3 separate regions of the Homo sapiens genome follow, and all the other regions are linked to region 2. Evidence: chromatin contacts called from ENCODE Hi-C or POLR2A ChIA-PET data. All regions are on one chromosome and are shown on one strand. Each heading gives the region's core, a stretch centred on a gene start or an enhancer-like site at or near the end of the contact. The rest is flanking DNA. Distances are from core to core; before and after follow the strand shown.

Region 1 (3,320 bases), core at 775-3,274, 840 kb after region 2:
ACATATGTATTTATGTGAATGATTACAAGTGAGAATATAACAATTTTTATTGATCTTGTGTTTAAGAATGCAAAATTATAAGGAGGATACATGCTTTAGAATGAGAGATCGAGGTTTGAATTCCAGCTCTGAAAAGCACTAGCTTTGTGACTCTGTTCAATTCTTAACTTCCCGGGTTTTCAGTTTCCTCATCTGAAGAATATAGCAAATTTATAAGGATTTGAGATAAATATTTATTATATACCTTGCACAGAATAGGTGATCAATAAATAGTTATTAAGGTATTCAAGAAAATGAATGCCTAGAGAACTGATTTGGGTATGCAATCTGTCTAGCTGAACTGAATATTATACTACTGGGTCTCAGTCTCAATACTCAACTTCTCCTATTTCACCCACATGCTAAATAACTATAAATTGCTTGCTTACCACCCTCCATTTTTTTCCACAACACTTGGAAGGAGGACAGAAAGAGACAGCAATAAAAAAACAAATATTCCCTTAAAATAAGTAATGCATATAGAGATAACACCTTCATAAAAAACAAAAAGAATTGCTGGAAGAGCTTTATTTCATTTACAGTGAGGGAAAGAACAGTACCACCATTTATTCATTTGATCCTGTTTCTTCCTCACACTACCATCACATTCCAAAACAACACATTATTTATTGCTATTAAGGTGTTATGGATTTGCTTTTCTATGCTAAAGTTCCTCTGCATTCACCAGAATGCAGTAGGCTACTTAAGCCAAAGATCCAGGGCTATAAACCTTGTTCAGTGCAGTAAGATCACTTTAATACTATTCTAATCTTGGAATGCAGTTATAAAGATAGATGATGGCCACAGAGTGCTACTTACAAACAGAAATGGTTCTTATGCAATCTTAAAAGATATAAAAAACTTAGCACCTGAAAATGTGTTAAAAAATTCCCATATTCTTCCAGTCTATTTTACATACCTGAGAATCTTTTTAGGAATCTGTGATGGAGAAGAATGACTCCTCTTCTTCTCTGAGTCCTGTAGTAATGCATTCTCTGCTCTACCCTTCTCCATGACTGCTGCCTGGTCTGTCCTAGCCTTGCTCTGATCCACACTGAGCTGGCCTTGAGCAGGGTCGCACCTGTACATGAAGACAATGGCTGGTTTCTCACTGGACTCTCCTTTCGCCTCTGTGAACCAGTGATGGCGCTGAACTGGAGGAGGAGGCAGCATGTGAATGACTGTGCCATCCAGGCCCACCAGTTTCCCTTTCTCTCGCTCTTTCTCTTTGTCATCCTCCTCATCTGTTTTCCGACGGCGGAAGAAGCTTTTAAATGATATCCAGCGCTTAGGTTTTGCATCAGCTGCCCGCCTGCTGCCTTCAGAGTGCAAAACTGATTCAGCTTCTGTTGACCTGGTAGGGCTGGTTGGCTTGGTCCAGTTGGTGAAATGCCTCTGCAAAAGGTTACCTGCATGGTAAGGAGAAGAAGTAGAGCGTGGCGGGGGAAAGGGAGCTGGTGGCTCACTTTGGGGGCTAGTCACTAATTTGGAGGGAGAGGGGGTGACTGGCTTTATGGATGGGTCTTTCTGTACTTTGGTGGTAGGACTGTCTGTGGTCTGAGGTGCTTCAGCCTCACCACTAGGCTGAGATGTAAAGAGAGATTTGGGCCGGACTGGCGTACTCTTAGGTGTGCTCTTAGCAACATCAGCATCTGGAGGAATGGCATAAAGCTCTTCCACACTGCAAGCTTTAGGGCCAGATTGAGGTGTTTCTGGAGGAGACTGTGGGGGTTGGATTGAAGCCACAATCTGAGAAAGCACTGTGCTTGCTTTCTCTCTGGTGCTGCTGCTGCCCACCATCTGAGACTCCTGAGTGCCTTCTATTTTGGCCACAGGCTCTTGAGTGGCTCTCTGGATCTTTGCTGGGGAGCTGTGGCTGGAACTATAGCTTCTCTGTGGTGAAGACTGACCTCTGTTGAGACAGTTGTTAAACTCTTGAACCTTCTGAGCCACTGAGCCCCTTTTATGCTCTGTGCTGTTTGAAAACCCTTTAGTTTGAAGACAGTCAGTGGTTTTGCTAGTGGTGTTATCAGGCACTTTGCTTTCTGTTTCTATTTCTTCATAAGTATGGCTTATTACACTTGTGGTTTTTTCCTTCACTGAGAGTTCTCCACTTGTTCCCAGAAAACTTTTGTAGATAGCTAGATTGTCATATGCATTTGGATTGATAACAATGGGAACTTTGATAGCATTTTTGGAACTCCGAGCATAAGTTGGCTCGTCATGAATGATAATTGGAAAAGGTGGCATACCAGCATTGTTATAACTATTAAATTTAATTTCAGACAAATTAGGTGACTTAACAGGGATGGTTTTGGAGGAAATGTTTGTAGCTGTGGGTGATGTAGGTGCTGATTTGTGACAGTTTTTCCTTGGAGGAACATTTGGTCCAGTTCCACTAGTAATTAGTTCTACTTTAGGTATCTTTTGTCGTGGACTGGTGCTAGAAGTCCATACTTCTTGGTATCGAATTGCACTGGATTTTTGGAAATGGGCACTTATTTGTCCTGGTGTCAATGAAGATGATGTAACTGGAGAGTTTGGAGTAGAGGATGAGCTTTTTGTCTTGGGGCTGTTAACAGGGCCCTCGAGGTGCTCACTGGCCATGGCTGCTGACACATCCACGACAGTATATGGCTTGCACAATGGCTGTTCCAGGTTCACAACTCGGTAAGGTTTTGCTTGCTCTTCTGTGGGGACAAGGTTTATGGTTACTGCTTGCCCAGCAACATCTGTAGAGGCTTTACTTTCTTCCTTCTCAGTTTGTACAGCAATCTTGCCATCTTTCTCTTCTAATCGGAGAGCAAGGACTGCTTTGTGGGTCTCTGGAACTTTTATTGAGCTTTTGGAAGCCTGTGATGAATCTTTATCCTGATTATTACTAGAGGGACTTTCATAATTGGGCTCAATTTCCTTCATGTCCTTAGAATCTCCTGGGTTACCAGGAGATAATCCCCCATTACAAATCTTCTGGGATAAACTACTGGCTGTCTCAGAACGTGATTCTTCTGTTAAAGAAGAATCTGGTGATGTGGAGTCAGATGACACCATGCTCTGAATGCTTCCTTGTCCATAAGAGACCACAGAATTTTCCTCATAACCATTCAGGATTTCATCATAGCTGTCATCATAGTCCACAGCACAGATTCTCTGCAGAGACTTGTTTCGCAGGGGGATGGTATTCCATTTTTTGTCCACAAAGAATCGAACAGGAGACAATGTGTTTGCTCTGAAGTTGGCAAAGCGAGGTTGCCCTCTCATGCGAATCTCCATGGCCAACA
Region 2 (3,258 bases), core at 347-2,846:
TGGAGGCGGAGCTCAAAAGCCGGACGCTACTGGACGAGGCTTAAAGCGCTCGCCCCAGCGCGGGGCCGGTGAGGAACGTTCACCGTGGACCATGGTCGAATAATGTTAGCGTGCACTCGGGGCCTCGCCCTAGCCTTCTGCAAAGCCTCGGCCTGCGCCCTCGGCTGCATCCGTTTCGACGCCAACCAACCTCATGCTCTTAGTAGAACGGCAGTAGCGACCGCGCCCTCAGGCCCACAAGCCCGAAGGTCTGGGCAGGGTCTGGAATGGCGGTGGAGACACTTTATCCGCAGGCGTTTCACCTCGCGCCCCACCCAGGCGCACACCAAGTTCTTGGTACTCCTTTTAATGGGAAAACAAGAACAGACACCATGGTTGGATAAATGTTATTTATAATTCATGGGCCGGTCTTTGAACCCTTTCAAACAAAACCCACAGCGATTTCTTTGAAAGAATGCCTGGACTGTGCTCAGAGCTCTCAGATTTTCTCAGGACCAACGAGCCGCCGCCTCGCAGATACCACTGTAAATTACCCAGCGCCTTACGTTCGTTTCTGATTATTTGCATTGCAGTGGGTTTGTTAATGAAGGACAAGAGTTTAGAAAAATCTTTTATTTTGGAAGTTGGACACGCAATCGACCCCAGCAGTGTTCCTAAAAGGAGCTATGCCATTTGGATGGGGGAAAAATGAGGGGGCGGGGAAGTCCATGTTACATTTAAAACAACAACAGCAACAAATTAAAAGCAAAACAAAACAACAAAAAAAAGGAAGTGGAGCAGGAGGAGGAGGTGGTGGTGGAGGAGAGGGAGGAGGGGCAGCAGCAGCGGCAGCAGCAGCAAGGATGGAGTCAGGACCCGTCCCAGTCCCGGGTGAGCGCTTTTGGATCTGGGTTCTGGCTCAACCCACGTAATGCCCCAATCTAAAGTTTTCTACGTGTGTGTGGATAGGAAAGTCTAAATAGAGTTTATCAGAACCCAGGTGGTCATTCTCTACACTCTCTCTAGCTTGGACCCGAAGAACAAAGGCACATGAGAGGAGAAAGGTGACCAGCTGGACGATGACGGTCACGTCCAAACGGATCCCCCTTGTCCTCGGCTCTCTCGTCCTGAGAGTGGGTTTAATTTTTTTTTTTTTAATTTATATAAGAAGGGAGCTCTTAAAGGAGAGCCATCTCCACCCTCAGGTATCCATCACCCAGCTCCAGCGCGCCTGGGAAAACCGCCCCGAAAGTCCAAGAGGAAGCTCAGAGTTGTAACGGCCGCGGAGCCAGCTCGGCGGTGACGCAAGGTCCAGTCCAGATTGCCAGGCCCGGGGCATGAGAGAGGATCCTTGTAGGTTTCGGAGGTGGGGGGGCTGCACTCCATTGTTCACTCCGGGCCAATCAGGGTTGGCCCACTTCCTCCCAGCCAATCTCCCTTCACCCCCAGCCTCCAACCCAACCCACCCCGCCCATCAGCCCCTGGATCCCCATCACCTCCCCCGCATCCCCGGCAGTTCTGGGGAAGCTTCGTGACGCCACAGGTCCCGCCCCCAGCTCCGGCCCGGGGCTAGTGCGTGTTGACGTCATGCTGCGTGCGGGCCGGTGCGGAATCGCTCCTTCAACTCCGCGGGGCAGTAGGAGTTAGTTAGCAAAGAGCCGAGGCCGGGCGCGCGACCCTCGTCCTTCTGCCCCTGGCCGCACACTTTGCGCACATCTCTTTTTCTGCATGGTGGATATTATTTTTCATTATCCTTTTCTGGGTGCTATGGGTGATCATTCCAAGAGTAAGTATTTCTGTGTGTGTGTGGGGTGGGGTGTGTGTGTATGCTTAATATGCAAAATTTCTAATGCAGAAAAATGTTTAGTGGATTCTACAAGTGGCTTCTATTTGTCAGAATAGTTTAGGAGAGGAAAAACGAATGCATGTCTCCTGCAGGACTGCTTATCTTTGGGAATCCTGTTGTTTTATTTTATAAGTAAACACTATTTCTCAAGCCGGCTAGGATGACTTCGGGCTGCGAAATCTGCTTCTGTTTTGCGCAAAGGCAATTAGGTTTGATTTAGGGATGTGGGTTTTTTTTTTTTTGGTTGTTGTTTGTTTGCCTTTCGGTTTTTCAAAGCTAGGAAGCTTTCTTTCGCTTGCTCTGGGATATTTAAACTAAGAAATGTCTGAGAGGATGAGCGGGGACTGCCGAAAGACGATGTGTCTGTGTTGGGATAGGAGGCAGCCGCTGTGAGTGGGAGTGTGTGAGCGGAAATGCCAGGACAGCACCGTTAGGTGTTGATATCCAGGCGTCCGCAGTGCCTGTGTATTTACTCTCTTCTTAGTTTCGTGTTTGCGTTTAGTTTCAAGACACGTCGACAAAACGACTGTCATTAATGAATGTAATAACGAAATATTTGGGGTGGGGGACAGAAGAAACCTTCAGCAATCCACAAGATACTGGTTTTTCGTTTCCAATGCCCTGGACCTTTAGAGAGCTCATCATCTTTCCTTATGGTCGCAAGTCTTGAAAGAAAGAGCAAGAGAGCGAGCGGGTTGGGTTGGGGCTGGAGTAGCCGAGGCCGGCCTGGGTCCGGGCAGTCAGGCCTGACGCGGCCCCGCGCCCTTCCCCGGCAGAGAAGCCCGGGACGGCCATGTGCGTGGGCTGCGGGAGTCAGATCCACGACCAGTTTATCCTGCGGGTGTCGCCCGACCTCGAGTGGCACGCGGCCTGCCTCAAGTGTGCCGAGTGCAGCCAGTACCTGGACGAGACGTGCACGTGCTTCGTGAGAGACGGGAAGACCTACTGCAAGCGGGACTATGTCAGGTGAGGCCGGCGGGAACGCGGGCTGGGCCACCGCGCGCAGGGGCCGGGGCCGGGACTGGGGATGGCGGCCTGCCCGCGCGCCCCGGCCCTGCCCAGGGAGAAGGCCATCCGCATCCCGCACGGGTGCCGCAGCGCTCCCCCGGGCCCGGGAATGCCCGCAGGCGGGTCACCGCAGTCTCCTGGTGGCCACAAAGTGTCCTGGGCGCGCGCCGGAGCCGTAGCAGCCAGGGAGATGAGGGCGGCCGCAGGCCCAGCGCTGACACCGCCGCACCTTGGGCCCGCAGGCTGTTCGGCATCAAGTGCGCCAAGTGCCAGGTGGGCTTCAGCAGCAGCGACCTGGTGATGAGGGCGCGGGACAGCGTGTACCACATCGAGTGCTTCCGCTGCTCCGTGTGCAGCCGCCAGCTGCTGCCTGGGGACGAGTTCTCGCTGCGGGAGCACGAGCTGCTCTGCCGCGCCGACCACGG
Region 3 (3,457 bases), core at 520-3,019, 600 kb before region 2:
CCCTGCAGTCCCACACTCAAACTCTCCTTGCTCCTCCTGCCCCACCCAACCATGACTGTCCTCCTGCCCGCAGCAAATCAGGCAGCGGGGCCCCTTGAGACACGAGAGATGGTGGAGAACCATTGTTACCACTCAGGGAGCATGTGCCAGGGGCCCACTCTGTCCTGCGGCTCTACCTGCATCCTCTCACTTGAACCTCGTAAGAACCTTGGTAAGTTGGGGTTATTTTGATCCCCATTTTTCAGGTGAGGGAACGGGCACAGAGAGTTTATGACCTTTACACACAGAGTGGTGGGGCATGGACTCAAACCCAGGTCTGTCTGTTCTCTGGAGAGGCACCTGCATTTGGAGGTGAAAACTACCCCTGTGGCCATATGACAGTCCACTGTGACCGGACACTGAAATGACCAGTCCAGGGGGCTTGTGGGCTGGGGTCTCAGCTTCACCACTGTGCTGCTGGGTGACTTTGGGCAAGGCCCATTCCTCTCTGGACCCTGGTTTCTCATCTGTGTACTGTGTATGTGCATGCATGCATGTGTGTGTATATATGCGTGCGTGCGTGCGTGTGTGTGTTCTGGGCTACCTCAGAGATCCATTCTGGCTTTGAGTGTGGTATATCCCATCTTGGGCTGGTCCCAAGGCTTGGGCCCTGGGATGGAAAGGTTTTAAAGGTCATGGGGAGGGGGTGCAGATGGCAGTGTGGGAGGCAGAGCTCTGGCTAAGAGCTGGGCCCCTTGGGTGCACCTCCTGCTTGCGTGTCACTGTGTAGGGCTGGGGATCAAGGGGAGGCATGGACTGTGAGGGCACGAGGGATCCGGCTCTGGGACAGGTATGGGGTTGGCCCTAGGGCCTGGATGTGTCTCCCTCCACTGCCTGCCACAGAGGGAGTTTGTCTTACAGGAAACAGCCTCATCCATCAGCGGCAATGGGGGGCTGACAGTGGCCACTCCCCACCAGCCCTGGCTGGAGGCAGACTCATAAATCCCATGCCAGGCTGGGCTGTAAATTCCTGTGATTCACATCTGGCCTCTTGGAGGACAGAGACATTTGGGGCTGTGGGGCTGGCTGTTCTCTCTTGGACAGGACAGGTGGGTACCCGGGAGAAGCCTCTTCACTGGCCCAGCAGTCTCAGATGGCCCCCCTGAGGAGATGCGATGCTGAGCCCCTGGATGCCTCAGGCCCAGCCCGAGCCATCTCTGCCCACGCCCAGGCCACCTCTGCCTGGGCCATTCCTGTGCTCTGGCCCGAATCACCCTGGAGGTCACGTGTGTGGACACACTCTGTGGCCTCAGAGATCTCATGGGGCCTGTGGCCCTGTGGGTGGAGGATTACTCAGGTGCTGGGGCAAGAGACTGAAGGCACAAACTGTTTCAATATAATAAAGAAAATAATTAGAATAAGAATAGTCATAATACAAATTAGATATAGAGATGATCATAGACAATTACCAATCATTACTATAAACATTATTAATCATTAGCTTTTAATTACTAATATAACCTAGGAATAACCTGCGGGTATAGGGTCAGGTGCTGAAGGGACATTGTGAGAAGTGATGTAGAAGGCAAGAGGTGAGCCCTGTCATGCCCGCATAAGGTCCGCTTGAGGGCTCCTTGGTCAAGTGGTAACGCCAGTGTCTGGGAAGGCACCCGTTACTTAGCAGACCGCGAAAGGGAGTCTCCCTTTCCTTGGAGGAGTCAGGGAACACTCTGCTCCACCAGCTTCTTGTGGGAGGCTGGATAGTATCCAGGCCTGCCCGCAGTCATCCGGAGGCCTAAACCCCTCCCTGTGGTGCTGTGCTTCAATGGTCACGCTCCTTGTCCACTTTCATGTTCCTCCTGTACTCCTGGTTCCTCTTTGAAGTTTGTAGTAGACAGTGGTAGAAGGAATAGTGAAAGTCTTAAAGTCTTTGATCTTTCTTATAAGTGCATAGAAGAAAACGCTGACGTATGCTGCCTTCTCTCTCCCTGCTTCGGCTACCTAAGAGGGAAGGGCCCCCTGTTCTGTGATCACGTGACTTGCTTCACCTTGTCAATCACTTAGAAGATTCACCCTCCTTACCCTGCCCCCTTGTCTTGCATGCAATAAATATCAGCGGGCGCAGCTGTTTGGGGCCACTACCGGTCTCCGCGTCTTGATGGTAGTGGTCCCCTGGGCCCAGCTGTTTTCCCTTTATCTCTTTGTCTTGTGTCTTTATTTATTACAATCTCTCGTCTCCGCACACGGGGAGAACACCCACTAAGTCCCGTAGGGCTGGACCCTACATGGCCTGGAGGGTTGGCTCCAAGAACCCCACAGTGAGGTCTCCTGCCAATCCGCATGGCATTCTGTCTTGGGGCTGTGAGGACACGGTGGGAGATCACGGCCCAGTCTGTGCATCTCTCATTCCAGGGAGGCCGGGGCCCCGAATCCACTGTCCCTTAGACAGGAAGGGGATAGGGACACTCAGACCAGGGCTGCAGCCATTTGTCGCCTTTCATCAGGACTTTTGCCACACTCAGATGCCACTGGAACTCTACTTAGCGTTTTTTAAAAATCAGCTTACTTTTAAAATTTAAGTGTGTGTTTTAGCCTCGTCTTTAGCCATATTTGTGAAATCAGGGTCTGATGTACTAGTCAAATACCATGCACATACACGCTCAGACACATACATATACACATATATGTGAAAATATACACATGAAATATATCCATGAAAGTAAACAAAGTTAAAATAGCAAATGCTCAGCTCCATGTACCATCTAACCCTGCTTTAGGTTTAGAGTGGCTCTAGTCTCCCCCCATTATGGGTGATTCCTCACTGGTGAAACAAAGCAGGTTCAGATGGCTCACAGAGCTGAGCATTTACCAGCCATTCTAGCCTTCCTCCATTTTACAGACAAGGAAACCAAGGTCCAGAGAGGTGTAGGGCCTGCCTGAGGTCACACAGCGCTGGGATTAGTGGCCAGCCTGCCTGACTCCCAGCTGAGTGATCCTTTTACGGAAGCACACTCCCTGTCTGTGGTGTGCAGGGCCCCTTCCTCCAGAAGCATATGTGGACTCACAGAGCCCTTTAGGAGACTGTGCCCTAACATGCCTCCTTCCCCGCCACCTCGCAGTGCCCAGCACCCTCACTGGCCGGCACGTGCAGCACAGATCTGGGTGTGCAGCCACTCAGCACACTGATCCACACACGTGGGCAGAGTCACAACACAGAAGCTCGCCTGCACACAGAGGCATTTGCACCAGCTCCCTGCACACTTGTGCCTGGTGTGTTCAGAGGACCACCTGTGCTGCTCATGGAGACAGGGCTTGCTCGCTAATGTCCAGCTGTCATTTCTCTACCTCAGGTCAGAGAGTCTGACCCACCTAAGAGCCTTCCATGGCTCCCTACGGCCTGCAGCATTGAGCCCCAAAAGTCAAACTCTTCGGACTTTGAAGGTTTTCCACCCTATGCCTCACCCTCCCCACAGAGCTC

The links. A loop is a pair of places that touch in the nucleus more often than their neighbours do. ChIA-PET counts read pairs that join two places held with the same protein, here RNA polymerase II (POLR2A). Pooled maps may share reads with other maps.
Region 1: a loop to region 2 is called in a pooled map, with 4 times the contacts of the local background. The contact joins the enhancer-like site here to the promoter of ISL2 in region 2. A Hi-C loop is called at or near these places in 1 of 37 single-sample maps with no recorded cell type and 4 of 50 pooled maps. POLR2A ChIA-PET finds 5 or more read pairs at or near these places in 1 of 52 experiments (OCI-LY7).
Region 3: a loop to region 2 is called in a map with no recorded cell type, with 6 times the contacts of the local background. The contact joins the enhancer-like site here to the promoter of ISL2 in region 2. A Hi-C loop is called at or near these places in 1 of 37 single-sample maps with no recorded cell type and 2 of 50 pooled maps. POLR2A ChIA-PET finds 5 or more read pairs at or near these places in 2 of 52 experiments (IMR-90 and WTC11).

Annotation. Positions count from the first base shown.
Region 1 is chr15:77,177,832-77,181,151 of GRCh38, forward strand. It overlaps PEAK1 (pseudopodium enriched atypical kinase 1), which reads right to left. Exons shown (of 10, transcript NM_001385026.1): 7 at 959-3,320. Among named protein-coding and RNA genes, the nearest start is that of LINC00597, 46 kb to the right of the region's middle. RefSeq lists an enhancer at 2,024-2,163. Within about 2 kb of position 2,025, at least 4 of the 41 ENCODE cell types and tissues checked have a DNase peak (open chromatin) inside an H3K27ac peak, as active enhancers do.
Region 2 is chr15:76,335,177-76,338,434 of GRCh38, forward strand. It overlaps ISL2 (ISL LIM homeobox 2), which reads left to right and starts at 1,597. Exons shown (of 6, transcript NM_145805.3): 1 at 1,597-1,765; 2 at 2,602-2,791; 3 at 3,076-3,258. The coding sequence starts at 1,708. RefSeq lists enhancers at 1,332-1,626, 1,438-1,937, 1,631-1,680, 2,106-2,917.
Region 3 is chr15:75,733,324-75,736,780 of GRCh38, forward strand. It overlaps the pseudogene DNM1P35. Among named protein-coding and RNA genes, the nearest start is that of CIMAP1C, 11 kb to the left of the region's middle. RefSeq lists an enhancer at 2,632-3,152. Within about 2 kb of position 1,770, at least 3 of the 41 ENCODE cell types and tissues checked have a DNase peak (open chromatin) inside an H3K27ac peak, as active enhancers do.